Regions from separate parts of the Homo sapiens genome. Here all the other regions are linked to region 1. A link is an interaction called in ENCODE POLR2A ChIA-PET data of the cell type or tissue named here. Cell type or tissue: OCI-LY7. All regions are shown on one strand. Links, peaks and the distances in the headings refer to the core of each region. The heading gives the core; the rest is flanking DNA.

Region 1 (5,395 bases), core at 265-5,264:
GGGGGTGGGGGCGGGGGGCCTGGCCTGCAGCAGCACTACCCGTCAGGCATGGCCCTGCCTCCCGAGGACCTGCCCAACCAGCCGCCAGGCCCCATGCCTCCCCAGCAGCACCTGATGGGCAAAGCCATGGCTGGGCGCATGGGCGACGCATACCCACCGGGTGTGCTCCCTGGGGTGGCATCAGTGCTGAACGACCCCGAGCTGAGCGAGGTGATCCGGCCCACCCCAACGGGGATCCCCGAGTTCGACTTGTCGAGGATCATCCCCTCTGAGAAGCCAAGCAGCACCCTCCAGTACTTCCCCAAGAGCGAGAACCAGCCCCCCAAGGCTCAGCCCCCTAATCTGCATCTCATGAACCTGCAGAACATGATGGCGGAGCAGACTCCCTCTCGGCCTCCCAACCTCCCAGGCCAGCAGGGCGTCCAGCGGGGGCTCAACATGTCCATGTGCCACCCTGGACAGATGTCCTTGCTGGGCAGGACAGGCGTGCCCCCACAGCAGGGGATGGTGCCCCATGGCCTGCACCAGGGGGTCATGTCCCCTCCACAAGGCCTCATGACCCAGCAGAATTTCATGCTGATGAAGCAGCGGGGCGTGGGGGGCGAGGTCTACAGCCAGCCGCCCCACATGCTCTCCCCGCAGGGCTCCCTCATGGGCCCCCCGCCCCAGCAGAACCTCATGGTGTCCCACCCCCTTCGGCAGCGCAGTGTGTCCCTGGACAGCCAGATGGGCTACCTCCCGGCACCAGGCGGCATGGCCAACCTGCCCTTCTAGAAGTCGCTGCCAGGGCTGGAGCCGGGGCAATGTTGCAAATACGATAACCTTAACAAAGTTCTTCCCCTCAATGTTGGGATGGCCTGGGTCGCGGGGTGGGGTGGAGGGGGTGGGAGGGGGCTTGTGTAGGGAGTGGCATTTGTGGAAACCAGATGTGCTGGCAGCTTAGGGGGAAGTGGCAGTGTGGGGTGGGGGATTTTGCATTGGGGTTGGTTCCATTTCGGCCACCAGGACTGCCCCTCCCCCACTCCTCCCAATTCCTATGGAGCCTCTCTATTTTACCTCTTTCCGTGCATCCCTGCACCCGCCACACCCCCTTCAGCTATGCTTTTGGAGTCCTGGATGGGAATCTGGGGGGAGAGAGGAAGGACAGGTCAGGTCTCCCCCAGCCCCTTCTGCTCCTGTCTCCTCGTGTCCGCATTGCTGGAGCTCCACCTCCCTCTTGGTTTCTCCGCACCCGCCCATTTTCCTTCTGTCTTTACCTGCTTCGTATCCTTTCCCTGCTGATGTGGCTGACCCCTCTCCCACCCCTCCCTGCAGGCGGCTGGCCAGGTGGGCAGGTGCCAGCCGGAGCTGTAAATAGAGCGCTGCGCTTTTGTGCTGGTTTGTGCGTGTGCTGTATTTCTGTGTTTTGATAGAAGTCACACAAAAAAAAAAGGATAAAAGAAACCCTTCCCCCCTTCTTCAAGTTATTGCTCCCTCCATTCCCCTGGACCCAGGGACATGCAGCCCTACATGGCCACCCACTGTTTGCAGTGTCTCTGGGTCCCTAAGGGATACCATTCCTGTCTCGTCCCCAAATGGTAAGATGACGTAAATGACCCACTCCTAAACTGAGGTCAGACCACCTAGGCTTCCACCTGGTGAGCCCTAGCAGGGCTGAGACCCCCAGGGCGGCAGCCTGTCTGCTGCTGAGTGATTCAGGGAGAACATGTGTGCACGTGCATGTGTGTTTGCCCACACCGGTGACACGGGGCCCTGGCTTTCCACTTTGGATGCCCGGGCATCCGCTGCTGCTACATCTTAGCCAGAACTTGAAGTCTTTTGTCCCAGTTTGGGATGAAGGAAAGGAGGAAGAGGCGGTGGCTGTGTGGCCCCCTTGAGTGGAGCCATGGAAGGGGTGGCATGGTGCCACTGGGGCCTGTGGCTGTAGTAGCCCTGGGCCAGGTAACCTCCAGGGCCCTGACTTTTCCAGAGGCTGCTGCCACCTACTTCTTATCAAAGAAGGGGGAGAACAGTTCATCTGAGTCAGTGCACCTCCCCTCCAGTCTCCACTCCCTGAGGATGGAATCGGGGAAACAGCATCCTGCCGCCTCCTCTCTGCCTGCCCACTCACCGGCAAGGTTGTCCCTCTGCCCAGGGCTCAGGGCCATGTACCAGATCTGTCTGTGCCCACCCAGGCACAGCCACTGCCTCCCCCTTGGCTCCCTGCTCCTACCCAGGAGAGCTCCCTATCCGCCTTTGGTCAGAGCTGAAGCCATATACGACTGGGTGTTTGTCCCCCTACTTTGGCCCCAGGAGTAAAAAAACTTCTCCTTTTCTCACTTCCTTTCCTGCCTCGGGAGGTGGCAGGGCAGTTCCCTGGCTGAGGCCTTTTGCGCCCCACCTCCAGGACCAAGGGCCATTCTAGACAGGGTGTCTTCTACCAGGACCCGTCCCTAGCCTTCCTGGCCTGGAGGGCCTGGTCTTGCACTGGCAGCTGTAATACAAAGGGAACTCGCCCCACTTCTCCCAGCCTGGTGCTGTCCTCTCGGCCCACCATCGGCCAGGTCCAGCGCTTCCTCTGGGGCTGACAACAGGCCCCTGACTCACCCCGGTCACCTCCCAGGGTCCATGGCCAGGGCCTCTGTGTTTGGGGGGCCACTTGCCCTTCATCCTGCCAGGCGCTTTGCCCGCCCTGCCTCAGCCTGGGCCCTGTGCCCTTGAGCCCTCCACCCCTGGCCCAAGACCCCCCCAAACTGTCTGACTCTGTGTTTCCTGCCCTGAGGAGAGAGGGGTCAGATTGCAGCGGGCCGAGTGCCCTCTCCGTCCCCTCTCCTCCCACCCACGCCACAGGCCAGCCTACTCTTCCCTCCATCCATGGCCACACCCCCAGCCATTTTGTACCATTATATAAATATATATATAAATATAAATATATAAATACAATATGTGAAGACATCTTCTTGGTTTTTATTTTGAAACAATTTTTAGGCTTGTTCCGGGGGTCTCTGTGCTGCCTGTACTGTATTGACCTGTTTTATAGGTGCCTTTTTATTAAAAAGAAAATTCAAAATCCAGCCTCTTGCCTCTTTGCATCTGCTTCAGACTCCCCCATCGATTACCCAGCTTGCGAGGAGATACTCAGAGAAAAAAGGGACGTCTTAGGGCTTCCTCGTTGTCCTGCCGTGAAGACACTCTCACGTGAGCCACAGCTGTTATTTCCCCAGTGGGGCCTCCCAAGGAGCTTGGCTGCTTGGCTTGAGTGGGACAAGGGCAGGGGTCCCTGACTCCCCACCTGATCAAAGGCTGGGGAGGTGGTAGGGAGCACCCAGAACTGCCGGACGGGCCTCCCACACCCCAGGTGAGCAAACAAGCACGGAGCAGCTTCCTGCGGTTCCATCTGAGTGACATCCTCACGGGGGCAGGGCACGGCTTCCTGGGGCCTGGGGACTTCCCTGCCTCAGTGTGTTTCTTACACTTCCCTGCCTAAGGTGATGCCACGGAGGGGATGGTTGAGATGACTCCCACGGGCCCCTTCCAGTCCACCTTTCTCCGTTCCGACTCTGAGTTTCCTCGGGTCTATAGCTTATGGGAAGGGAGTGAGGAGGGGACAAGCCAGCCTCCTTCCCCATCAATGCCCACAACCTCCCATCCCCTGGACCCAGCCACCCTAGGAGTTCTCCACCCCACCCCATCTCGCCTGGCGGAGGGGACCGCCGGGTTTGATTGATCCATCTCCCTCCTTGGGGTTCGGGAAGAAAGCTCTTTTCTTCCCTCTGTCGGGTTTCTTTCTTGCTTCTCGGCCTTCACGCTTCCTCAGGTCACTGGCTGGCCTCCAAGGGCACCTAGAGTCAGCCCTGCCTGCAGACCACCCAGGATCCGGTGACATGGGGTGGACCCAGCGCTGTTTCGGTCAGAGCCAGGGGCAGCTACCTGAACTCAACCAGTCTGAGCTTCCTGCTTGGTCAAGATGACTGCAGGCTTGGGGGCCTGGCAGAATGTCTGTGTTTTTAGGGACTGAGTTGTCCGAAGGCCACACTCTGCTGCCAGCTGGCCTTTCCTCAGCCTTAACCTCCACTCATCCCCTGGTGCTCAGCTTCTGGCTTTGTTTGACAGGTGGGCAGGAGGAGAGAGGGGAAGCTGTGGAGGTCAGCAGCCCCTAAGCTGATGGAGTGTGTTCTGGGAGGGGCAGGCGCTCTCCGTTGGCAAGGGCAGAAGTAGAAGTTGTTTCTTGAGCATTGGATGATTAGGATGGGAGGTGCGTGAGGTTCTCTCAGCCCAGGGGGGTGCAGATGGGTAAGGACAGCCTTCACTGTGCCTTTGAGCTGCTTTCCGCTCCCTGGGCTCCAGCCTAGCCCCAGGGCCGGCAGAAGAGCTGGCAGGGATGTTCTAGAAATGGGGGTTGGTTCCTCTAGCTACCCCAAATGAGGATACTCCTAGGACACTCTTAGCCACGGTGAGCCCTTAGGATCCCAGCTCCTGTTGGAAGGAGCATCCAGCATCACTGCCTGCCCCAAGGAAAAGCAGCAATAAAAGGGGACACTGGGACCTAGAACGTGGTGAGAGAGGTGGCATTCTCTGACTCAGAGAGACTGCTCCTGCGCCAGCTAGGGAAGAGCTGGCACAGGGAGGCAGGGCCGGTACAGCCCAGCTTCGTCAGGAGCCGCGACAGGTCACTGCGGAACTTCACGCCGGCGAAAGTGTAGAGCATGGGGTTGAGGCAGCAGTGGGCCAGGCCCAGGAACTCACACATGGTGATGGCCACGGGGAGAGAGCCATTCAGCTTGCAGGTATTGTCCACGGCCTTCAGCCTCGCCAGGGTGTCCAGGAAGATGACGATGTGGTAGGGTGACCAGCAGAGGAAGAAGATGCTTGTCACCAGGATGGCCACCCTGACTGCCTTCTGCCGCTGAGGGCGCCGCTGGGCCTGGCGCAACCTGTGCACTACCCCCACGTAGCACCAGCCCATCACCAGCATGGGCAGCAGGAATCCCGCCACATGGTAGAGGAATCGGGAGGTGAACCAGGCATGCGTTTCTGCTTGGTTCTCTTGGGAGAAGGTGCAACGTGGCAGGGAGTTGTTGTGATGGCCTTGGCTGACTTTGGCGAAGAGAATCTCTGGCAAGGCAAGGAGGAAGCCCACCAGCCAGATGGTCCCACAGGTGATGTGGATGGAGAGGAGGCGGCGGTGGCGGTAGGCATGGACGGCGTGGACAATGGCCAGGTAGCGGTCCACGGCGATGCAGGCCAGGAGCAGGCTGCTGCAGTAGAAGTTGACTTTGTGCAGGGCAATCACAGTTTTGCAGAGGAAGGTCCCCAGGACCCAGCCCACAGAGCCCTCGGCCACGGCAAAGGGCAAGATGAAGACCAGCAGGAGGTCGGCCACGGCCAGGTGGAACAGGAAGGTCTCCGTGGAACT
Region 2 (5,395 bases), core at 327-5,326, 67 kb after region 1:
GCAATAAGGCAATCACAGCTCACTGAAGCCTCAACCTCCCAGGCTCAATCCATCCTCCAACCTCAGCCTCCCTAGTAGCTGGGAGTACAGGTGTGTGCCACCATGCCTGGCTAATTTTTGTATTTTTTGTAGAGATGGAGTTTCACCATGTTGCCCAGGCTGATCTCAAACCCCTGAACTCAAGCCATCTTCCAGCTGGGGCCTCCCAAAGGGCTGGGATTACAGCAGGTAGCCACAACCCCTGGCCCAGATGCTCAGTTTTAAACGTTAAAAATGTACAAGTTGCCTTGTGGCCAGGCGCAGTGGCTCACACCTGCAATCCCAGCACTTTGGGAGGCCAAGGAGGGTGGATTAACTGAGGTCAGGAGTTTGGGACCAGCTTGGCCAACATGGCGAAATCCTGTCTCTACTAAAAATAAAAATAAAAATAAAAATAAATTGGCCAGGTGTGGTGGCGTGCACCTGCAGTCCCAGCTACTGGGGAGGCTGAGGCAGTAGAATCACTTGAACCCGGGAGGCAAAGGCTGCAGTGAGCTGAGATCATGCCACTGCACTCCAGCCAGGGCAACAGAGTGAGACTGTCTCAAAAACAAAAACAAAAACAAAACAAAACAAAAATGTACAAGTTGGTTTGTTACAATAAAACTAAACATATACAAACACACAAAATAAATAAATCCACGTTTGGGGGCTGGGTGCGGTGGCTGATGCTTGTAATCCCAGCACTTTGGGAGGCCGAAGTGGGTGGATCATGAGGTCAAGAGATCGAGACCATTCTGGCCAAAATGGTGAAACCCCCATCTCTACTAAAATTACAAAAATTAGCTGGACGTGGTGGCACATGCCTGTAGTCCCAGCTACTCGGGAGGCTGAGGCAGGAGAATCGCTTGAACCTGGGAGGCAGAGGTTGCAGTAAGTCGGGATCATGCCACTGGACTCCATCCTGGGGGACAGAGTGAGACTCCATCTCAAAAAAAAAAAAATCCATGTGTACTTGTCTCCAAAACTTTTCTTCTCTCACCCAATTCTCCATAATTTCTCATAAATTAGTTTAAATAATTACTACACCTACAAGTTCTTTCAGTGCCCTAGGAGGTAATTTATCTGGGCCCAAGAGTCTTGAACTCCTTGAAATACACAGAGGCTCACTTACTATCTTTCCCACACTTTGGGCTTCAGTTTACATTTAACTCCTTTCTCCTGGCTCCATGTGCCCAAGCACTAGATTAATATCTTACCTACTTGCTCTAAACTATGAAATCCAGCTTCATTGAAGTAGAATTCACATATTATTTAAGTTTGTTTTTTTTTTTTTCTGAGACAGCATGTCACTCTGTCTCCCAGGCTGGAGTGCAGTGGTACGGTCAAAGCTCACTGCAGCCTCAATCACCTGGGCTCAAGCAATCCTCCTGCCTCCTTCCAAGTAGCTGGGACTACAGATGCATACACTATCATGCACAGCTAATTTTGTTTTTTTAGTAGAGATGGGGTCTCACTACGTTGCCTAGGCTGGTCTCAAACTCCTGGGCTCAAGTGATTCTCCCACCTCAGCCTCCCCAACTGCTGGGCTTACAGGCATGAGACACTGTGCCTGGTCCATCACATATCATTTAAAGAATACACATACTTGGCTGGGCGCGGTGGCTCATGCCTGTAATCCCAGCACGTTGGGAGGCCGAGGCAGGTGGATCACGAGGTCAGGAGATCAAGACCATCCTGGCTAACATGGTGAAACCCTGTCTCTACTAAAAATACAAAAAATTAGCCGGGCGTGGTGGCAGGTGCCTGCAGTCCCAGATACTTGGGAGGCTGAGGCAGGAGAATGGCGTGAACCCGGGAGGCGGAGCTTGCAGTGAGCAGAGATCTCACCACTGCACTCCAGCCTGAGCGACAGAGTGAGACTCCGTCTCAAAGAAAAAAAAAAGAATACACATATTCAAGTGTACAATTCAATCTTTTTTTTTTTTTTTTTTTTTTTGAGACAGAGTCTTTCTTGTTGCCCAGACTGGAGCACAATGGCGTGATCACAGCTCACTGAAACCTCCGCCTCCCAGATTCAAGTGATTCTCCCACCTCAGCCTCCCAAGTAGCTGGGACTACAGGCACCCACCATCATGCCCGGCTAATTTTTGTGTTTTTAGTAGAGACGGGGTTTCACCATGTTGGCCAGGCTGGTCTTGAACTGCTGACCTCAGGTGATCCACCCGCCTCAGCCTCCCAAAGTGCTGGGATTACAGGCATGAGCCACTGCACCCAGCGATCATTAACTTTTTTTTTTTTTTGAGGCAGTGTCTCACTCTGTCGCCCAGGCTGGAGTGCAGTGGCAAGATCTCAGCTCACTGCAACCTCCACATCCTGGTTCAAGCAATTCTCCCACCTCAGCTTCCTGAGTAGTTGGGGCTTCAGGTGTGCACCATCACACCTGGCTAATTTTTTTGTATTTTTTGGTAGAGACAGGATTTCGCCATTTTGGTCAGGCTGGTCTTGAACTCCTCAGGTGATCTGACCTCCTCAGCCTCCCAAAGTGTTGGGATTACAGGTGTGAGCCACCGTGCTAGACCTCAATCTTTTTTAGTATATTTACAAGCCTGTGGAACCATCACTACCATCTAATTTTAGAACATTTTCATACTCCATTAGCAGTCAATCCTAAACACTTTTGAAGTGTTTAAAGGACAGTGTCTTTTTATTTTTTATTTTTTTTTGAGACAGAGTCTCACTCTGTCACCCAGGCTGGAGTGCAGTGGCACGATCTCGGCTCACTGCAAGCTCTGCCTCCCGGGTTCATGCCGTTCTGCTGCCTCATTCTCCAGAGTAGCTGGGACTACAGGTGCCTGCCAGCACGTCTGGCTAATTTTTTGTATTTTTAGTAGAGACAGGGTTTCACCATGTTAGCCAGGATGGTCGCAATCTCCTGACCTTGTGATCTGCCCGCCTCAGCCTCCCAAAGTGCTGGGATTACAGGCGTGAGCCACCGCGACCGGCCTAAAGGACAGTGTTCTTTATTACAGTCTTTAGTTGTTTCTCTTTTTAGTCTAAAGAGGGCTTCGCCCTCCTGAGAATTGCTCCTATGACTGGTACACACATGCTCTGCTATTTGTCTTTGAACTTGCCCTTCTGTTTTCTTTCTTTATTTTCTTTTTGATTTATTTATTTATTTTATTATTATTTTTTGAGACACAGTCTCGCTCTGTCACCCAGGCTGGAGTGTAGTGGTGCAATCTTGGCTCACCGCAACCTTCGCCTCCTGGGCTCAAGTGATCCTCCCACCTCAGCCTCCCACATAGCTGGGATTACAGGCGCATGCCACCACACTTGGCTAATTTTTGTATTCTTAGTAGAGATGGGGTTTCACCATGTTGGCCAGGCTGGTCTCCAACTCCCGACCTCAGATGATCTGCCTGCCTTGGCCTCCCAAAGTGCTGGGATTACAGGAGTAAACCACCGTGCCTAGCCCTTCTTTTTGATTAAAAAAATTGTTTTGTTTGTTTGTTTGTTTTTTAGTAGAGACAAGGTTTCACCATGTTGCCCAGCTGGTCTCAAACTCCTGGGCTTAAGTGATCTGCCTGCCTTGGCCTCCCAAAGTATTAAAAAAAATTTTTTTATAGCGATGGGGTCTTCATATGTTGCCCAGGCTGTTCTCAAAGTCTCAAGTGATCCTCCCATCTTAGCCTCCAAAAATGCCGGGATTACAGGAATGAGCCACCATGCCAGGCCTGCCCTTCTGTTTTCTTCTTTTTTACTATATATTTTTTCAATTTATTTATTTATTTAAAAAATGTAGAGACAGGGTGTCACTCTGTCGCCCAGGCTAGTGCTATAGACGTGTGCCACCACACCCAGCTAAATTTTTTGTATTCTTTATAGAGACAGGCCATGTTTCCCAGGCTAGTCTCAAACTCCTGGACTCAAGTGATCTGCCTGCCTCGACCTCCCAAAGTGCTGGGATTACAGGTATGAGCCACTGCGCCCAGCCGTGAGCCACCTGTTTTCTCTTTGCCCTTAGGACCATAGTGGATGGTCATAGTGGGTGTTGTCTCCACAATATCCATTTCACTCTCCCTCAACTGTGTAGCAGCATGTACAGTTGGAGCTCCAACTGCTGGGGAAGGAGGTTTTGACTGTACCACACCTAAAGTCTTTATTTCCTCTATACTTTTCAGTTAAATGAGCCAATACATTTCCTTTATTCTTTAAGTCCATTTGTGGTGTGTTTTTGTTAAATTGATACAGCATCCTACTTAGGAGTCATTCATTTGTTTTTTTTGTTTATTTGTTTTTGTTTTTGTTTTTTGAGACAGAGTAAGACTCTGTCTCCCAGGCTGGCATGCAGTGGCATGGTCTTGGCTCACTGCAACCTCCACCTCCCAGGTTCAAGCAATTCTCCTGACTCAGCCTCCCGAGTAGCTGGGACTATAGGCACGTGCCACCACACCTGGCTAAGTTTTTGTATTTTTAGTAGAGACAGGGTTTCGCCATGTTGGCCAGGATGGTCTCGATCTCTTGACCTTGTGATCCGCCTGCCTTGGCCTCCCAAAGTGCTGGGATTACAGGCAGAAGCCACCACGTCTGGCCTCATTTGTTATTTTTTAACAGCTTTATTGAGACGTAGTTTACATACCATGCAATGTACCCATTTAAAGTACACATACAGGCTGGGTGTGGTGGCTCATGCCTATAATCCCGCACTTTGAGAGGCGGAAGTGGGGCAATCACTTGAGCCCTGGAGTTGGAGACCAGACTGTGCAACACAGAGAGACCTCATTTCTTAACAAAATTAGCCAGGTATGGTGGCGCATGCCTGTGTCTCAGCTACTTGGGAGGCTGAGGTGGGAGAATCCCTTGGGTCCAGGAGGTTGAAGCTTCAGTGAGTTGTGATGGTACCACTGCACTCCAGCCTGTATGTGCCTGGGTGACAAAGTGAGACCCTGTCACAAAACAAAACAAAATAAAACAAAAACAAAACAAAACAACAAACAAACAAGAAAATCCCAAACAACCCAAGATGGGGTACATACAAAACGGTTTTTTAGTTTATTTACAGAGCTGTGCAACCACGGAAGCAGGCAGATCACTTGAGCCCAGAAGTTTGAGACCAGCCTGGGCAACATGATGAAACATTGTCTCTACCAAAAAAATCACTACAATTAATTTTAGGATATTTTCCTCACCCCAAAAAGGAGCCCTATACTCATTAGCAGTCACTTTCCATTTCTACCCATGTTGAGCTCCTGACTTCCAGAACTGTAAGATAATAAAGTGGTATTGGGTTAAGCCACTACATTTGTTACGGCAGCAATATTTATATATCTTCTTTGCAGAAATTTCTATTCAAATCTTTCCCCATTTTTTTTTCTTTCTTTTCTTTCTTTCTTTCTTTCTTTTTTTTTTTTTT
Region 3 (5,395 bases), core at 275-5,274, 75 kb after region 1:
ACTGCAGGCACCCGCCACCACACCTGGCTAATTTTTTTTTATTTTTAGTAGAGACGGGGTTTCACCATGTTAGCCAGGATGGTCTCAATCTCCTGACCTCATGATCTGCCCGCCTCGGCCTCCCAAAGTACTGGGATTACAGGTGTGAGCCACCGCACCTGGCCCACAAAGCATCTTTCCCAACAGTTGCATTAGTGTTCTACTGTGAGAATATATTATCATTTATTTAACCAGTCTCATATTTTTTGATACTTAAGTTATTCCCATTTTTTCTTATAAATAACGCTGCATCATTGTGAATAAATTTGTGTTATGTTCTGGATAACTTTCTTAGGATAATTTAACAGGAATATGATTGATACGCATCACCAGATGGTTTCCCTAAAAGTGGCATCAATTTAGCCCACCACTAGCAGGGCATAAAGACAGCCACCACACTGCATGCTTGCCAATACTGGGTATTTTCTCACCACCCCCAACCCTTTTTTTTTTTTTTTTTTGAGATGGAGTCTTGCTCTGTTGCCCAGGCTGGAGCACAGTGGTGCAATCTCGGCTCACTGCAAACTTCGCCTCCCAGGTTCACGCAATTCTCTGCCTCAGCCTCCCAAGTAGCTGGGATTACAGGTGCCTGCCACCATGCCCAGCTAATTTTTTGTATTTTTAGTAGAGACGGAGTTTCACCACTTTGGCCAGGCTGGTCTCGAACTCCTGACCTCATGATCCACCCACCTTGGCCTCCCAAAGTGCTGGAATTATAGGCATGAGCCACTGCGCCAGGCCACACATTTTTAACTTTTGCAAATTTTATAGATGAAACGGTACCTGGTTCTTAAAATTTGCATTTCTTTTGTTATTAGTGAAGTTGAACATTTTCCCACGTGTCTTTTAGCCCAATATATTTCCTCTTTTGTGAACTGTTCAACTTCATTTATCTTTCAGCTGGGTCCTTGATCAATTTTGACTACTTTCCTTGGACCCTACCTTTCCTATCACTTCCCAACTCTTAACACATGGGAGTAATTCACTCAGAACATAAAGAAAGGAGCTTTCTAAATAATGAGAATATTTAAAAATATATAGACATCTGAAAAGGGACTTTTCTTCAGAAAGTGTAGAGATGAACAAATGGGGTCAGAGGAAATCTACCACCTCTGACAGGAATATTAGCCCTCTCTGACCTGCTCCAGCAGCCAGAAAAGTTGACAAATGTAGCCCTTCCTGGGCAAAGCACTTGAGAATTTCTGTATTTAAAAATCTCCAATTCTGGCTGGGCACGGTGGCTCACACCTGTAATCCCAGCACTTTGGGAGGCCAAGACAGGAAGATTACTTGTGTCCAGGAATTCAAGACCAGTCTGGACAACATGGCAAAGCCCTGTCTCTACAAAATATAAAAATATTAGCCGAGCATACTGGTGCATACCTGTGGTCCCAGCTACTCAGGAGGCTGAGGTAGGAGGATCGCTTGAGCCCAGGAGGTTGATGCTACAGTGAGCTGTGACTGTGCCACAGCACTCAGTCTGGGCAGCAGTGAGACCTTGTCACACACACACACACACACACACACACACACACACACACACAAACACAAAAAAACCCCTCTGAGTTCAAGTTCCCCATGTCTTACATATAATCTTGAATATCAGCTCCTCAGGATGATGATAAAGATCTAAGCGGTCTTGTATTTGGAAAAGACAAGAGAAGGAGGGGCCACTGTAAACGGGGAATGAGAAGCCATTATCTATTTATGTCCAAGGCTAAATTGATTGACTGATTTTTCATGTCATGAGTTTATTCACAAACATATCTAGTATGCTACATGAGTTCAAGAGTTTGATCCATTTTTCAAAGGGATTGCATCTCTTGAAACACTCTTCATGTCTGTTCAATGGATAAACTAAAACATTCTTATTTCTTAAGCAGTTGGTGTTTTACTTTAAAGAAGGGTGCCGCAGATCCCGATCCCAGTACAAAGTCATCATAATTAGTAACTGCCACGTGTTTTTCATTGAAAATGGCAAATTCTTCCCTGGGCCCTCCGCATAGTGGCTCCTGCAGACCACAGATGTTGTCAACCATCTAATGCTCCGTCCCCACATGGAGCTCTTGGAAGCTCCACCAAAGTTGCAGAGACCCAAGCCAGAAGCAATGGCGGCACCAAACCCACTTGTTCATACCAAGTCCTCCTTTGCTCAGGACCTTGTTCCCCTGTGTCTGAAAGAGTAAATGTAAACGGTATTAACACAGGTATGGGGTAGATATGAACAAGGACTAGCCAACTTTCAGGAGTTTGAACTTCTACACAGACAATTGTAAAGATCTATGTAGGACTCCTCAGTTATTTTGTAGGAAGAAATTGATAATTCCTTGATAATTGATAATGCCTTTTTTTTTTTTTGAGATGGAGTCCCACTCTGTTGCCCAGGCTGGAGGGCAGTGGCACGATCTCGGCTCCCTGCAACCTCTGCCTCCTGGGTTCAAGCAATTCTCCTGCCTCAGCCTCCCGAGTAGCTGGGAATACAGGTGCGTGCCACCACACCCGGCTAATTTTTTGTATTTTTAGTAGAGACGGAGTTTCACCACGTTGGCCAGGCTGGTCTTGAACTCCTGACCTTGGATGATTCACCTGCCTCAGCCTCCTAAAGGGCTGGGGTTACAGGCATGAGCCACTGCGCCTGGCCAATATCCTCTATCTTTAATAAGCATGTCCAAGCAAGAATGGGATGGCTAACTAATCTGAATTCCAGCCAGTCCATGGAAGGTGATGTAAGGTGAAAAAATATGATTTCACAGGGCCAGGCATCATCACATCACCGAGCTACTTGTGAATTAGATAAGCCTATTCGCATGAGGGGACTCTGAGCATGAGTGGGAATCCCACAAAAGTCAAGCTACAAGGTTGAAGGTAGAGGGGGAATACCAAACCGGAACCTGACATTTCATACTGCTTCCCTGACAGGTCCTTTCAAAGAAACAAGAACTGAAATGCAGGCTTAACTGGCATGCAAAACAGGCAGCTATTTCAGTCTGAATCATGAGCAGGGGCCACAGTGGGCTATCTGAAACTGAGGGGCAAAGGAAATCTGCACACCAAGGCCTGAGCTGCTTATGACAAATAATTGAAACTGTCCAGGCAACTGGTCCATTCCAAGCATTAGCTGTGCTGGGAGCTGAGCCATGAAGCAGAATTTTAGATTTTCTTTCTTGCTAGAGCCGTGCAACAATGATCCTTCCCCTCCACCCCTCCCCTCTTCCCCAATATTCCTGCATTCCCCTTGCCTGTCACAGGACTGCGGGGCAGTGGCCTCTTAGCATGGCTTTCCTTTGACTGCGGTGTTGCCACGTCACCTGGTGCTCGGCCCCTCCCCCGCCCTGGCACAGGGTCATAACAGCCTGCAGTGTTGCCAAGGAGCTGGCACCGTCCAGACCCAGTGCACAGGGATGGGCCTGAGATGGCCGGCCACGTCATCTGTCACCCAGGGTGTTTATGCACCCTGCAGTCCAGCAATGCCAGGATCTGCCAAGAATCTTCAGGTTTATTATGCTTTCTTTGGCCTTCAAGAACTGGATGGCTGGCCAGGCGCGGTGGCTCATGCCTGTAATCGCAGCACTTTGGGAGGCCGAGATGGGTGGATCACAAGTTCAGGAGTTTGAGACCAGCCTGGCCAATATAGTGAAACCCTGTCTCTACTAAAAAAACCACAAAAATTAGCCGGGTGTGGTAGTGGGCGCCTGTAGTCCCAGCTACTCAGGAGACTGAGGCAGGAGAATCGCTTGAACCCAGGAGGCGGAGGTTGCAGTGAGCTGAGATCGCGCCATTCTACTCCAGCCTGGGCAACAGAGTGAGACTCCATCTCAAAATAAAATAAAATAAATAAATAAAATAAAAAGCCTGGATGGCTATCATTAAAACAAGTCACAGAAAGCTCTGATGGAAATAATTTTCAGACTTCCCTCTTGAAATATACCTTTTCTGCCTTTTTCCTGCCAATTCATTTTCCTCTCTCCCTCATCTCCCCTTCTGAAAAGGCTTCCTTCACCCTAAGACCTACTCACGCAGGCTCCTAGTCCTCTGTTCCGTACATCAGAAAGGAAGTTTTCTTTCAAGGCCCAGCCGCCTCCTAATCAGGGAAGCTGAAGGAGTGCTTAGAGAAGGTAAATACATTGTGATATTATCTTAAGTTATATAAATGTCTTCGGTACCTAGTCGGCACCAAATGTATTTAGCTTAATTGAAATCAGATGCAAAAATACATGTCCTTGAGAGCCAAAGAAAATTTAATTTTTAAATTATTTATGCACACATAATTCTTAAAATCTCAGGCTCTAGACAGACCTAAGTTTAAATTGAGGCTTTAACAATTACTGGTTGTGACCTTTAACAACTCACCTCATTTCTCTGAACTGCCTCATTTATAAAATGAAGATTATAATAACAAGCCCCTTAGGGCTTTGAGAGGATTAAATGTGATACTCTATGTAAATGAGCCATTTATTCACACTTGTAAACAGTTAAGCCACATGCATCATTCTGAGTGTGTGTACATATTCTTTCATAAATTATCTCTTTTTTTTTTTTTTTTTTGAGACAGGGTCTCGCTCTGTCGCCCAGGCTAATCACAGCTTACTGTAGCCTTGACTTCTCAGGCTCAAGAAATCATCCCGCTTCAGCCTCATGAATAGCTGGGAAGTGCAGGTGCATGACACCATGCATGGCTAAATTTTTTATTTTTAATGGAAATGAGGTCTCACCATGTTGCCCAGGCTGGTCTCAAACTCCTGGCCTCAAGTGATCCTCCCAACTCGGCCTCCCAAAGTGCTGGGATTACAGGCTTGAGCCACCGTGCTTGGCCTATGTCTACTGTTTGACCAGGATCTCTATAAGGGCAGTGCCAGGCTGACTGTCTGAGGGAGTGGGGTTGTCCAGCCTATTGATCCTCCATGTATAATCCCAAGAGAGCTCCAATATAGTCTCATGGTATTTGGGGTAGACTCAGGAGAAAGGCCTGGATCATTGAATTTGAGACACAGCATAATGAACCAACTATGCTACATCAGGTCATGATAGATAGTTGCTAAGTTTTAGGAAACTGATTCATTTATTTATTCATTCATTTATCCAAACATTTATTGAGCATCTGTTATGTCTGAGGCTATAATGTTGAAGAATGTACAAGGTCCCTTTCCTCTTAAGCTTACAGTTTAATTGTTTAACCTAAATAAATAATGAGGCAATTTAATTCATATTTGTTGGAAAACAATTCAGTTCAACTATGTAAAGGAACACTGTGTTTTATTAAAACAGAATTAGAACCCCCAAAGCTTAGCTCTTGAAAGAGAATATCTTACAGGAAGAACTGGCTGGCCAAACAGTCCTGAATCTGTCCCAGTTTCCT

Evidence for each region. Peaks named below come from ENCODE experiments on the same cell type or tissue, not always from the same donor. Only the 100,000 strongest peaks of a DNase experiment are listed, where the experiment ranks them.
Region 2: POLR2A ChIA-PET joins it to region 1 with 11 read pairs; 11 of 35 experiments call an interaction of 5 or more read pairs at or near these places.
Region 3: POLR2A ChIA-PET joins it to region 1 with 14 read pairs; 8 of 35 experiments call an interaction of 5 or more read pairs at or near these places.

What each region holds. Positions count from the first base shown.
Region 1 is chr11:118,893,794-118,899,188 of GRCh38, reverse strand. CXCR5 (C-X-C motif chemokine receptor 5) reads right to left here. Exons shown (of 2, transcript NM_001716.5): 2 at 1,402-5,395. The coding sequence ends at 4,526. It overlaps BCL9L (BCL9 like), which reads left to right. Exons shown (of 10, transcript NM_001378213.1): 10 at 1-3,053. The coding sequence ends at 774. Among named protein-coding and RNA genes, the nearest start is that of CXCR5, 13 kb to the right of the region's middle. RefSeq lists enhancers at 540-1,047, 2,667-3,425. In OCI-LY7, for the core only: CTCF peaks have their summits at 2,353 and 3,351; DNase peaks (open chromatin) are centred at 2,348 and 3,368; H3K4me3 peaks cover 3,056 bases; H3K27ac peaks cover 4,263 bases.
Region 2 is chr11:118,826,607-118,832,001 of GRCh38, reverse strand. No RefSeq gene overlaps it. Among named protein-coding and RNA genes, the nearest start is that of DDX6, 38 kb to the right of the region's middle. In OCI-LY7, for the core only: no CTCF peak of the experiment used is centred there; no DNase peak of the experiment used is centred there.
Region 3 is chr11:118,818,600-118,823,994 of GRCh38, reverse strand. It overlaps the pseudogene COX7CP3. Among named protein-coding and RNA genes, the nearest start is that of DDX6, 30 kb to the right of the region's middle. RefSeq lists an enhancer at 2,855-2,934. In OCI-LY7, for the core only: no CTCF peak of the experiment used is centred there; DNase peaks (open chromatin) are centred at 2,984 and 3,364; H3K4me3 peaks cover 1,086 bases; H3K27ac peaks cover 1,302 bases.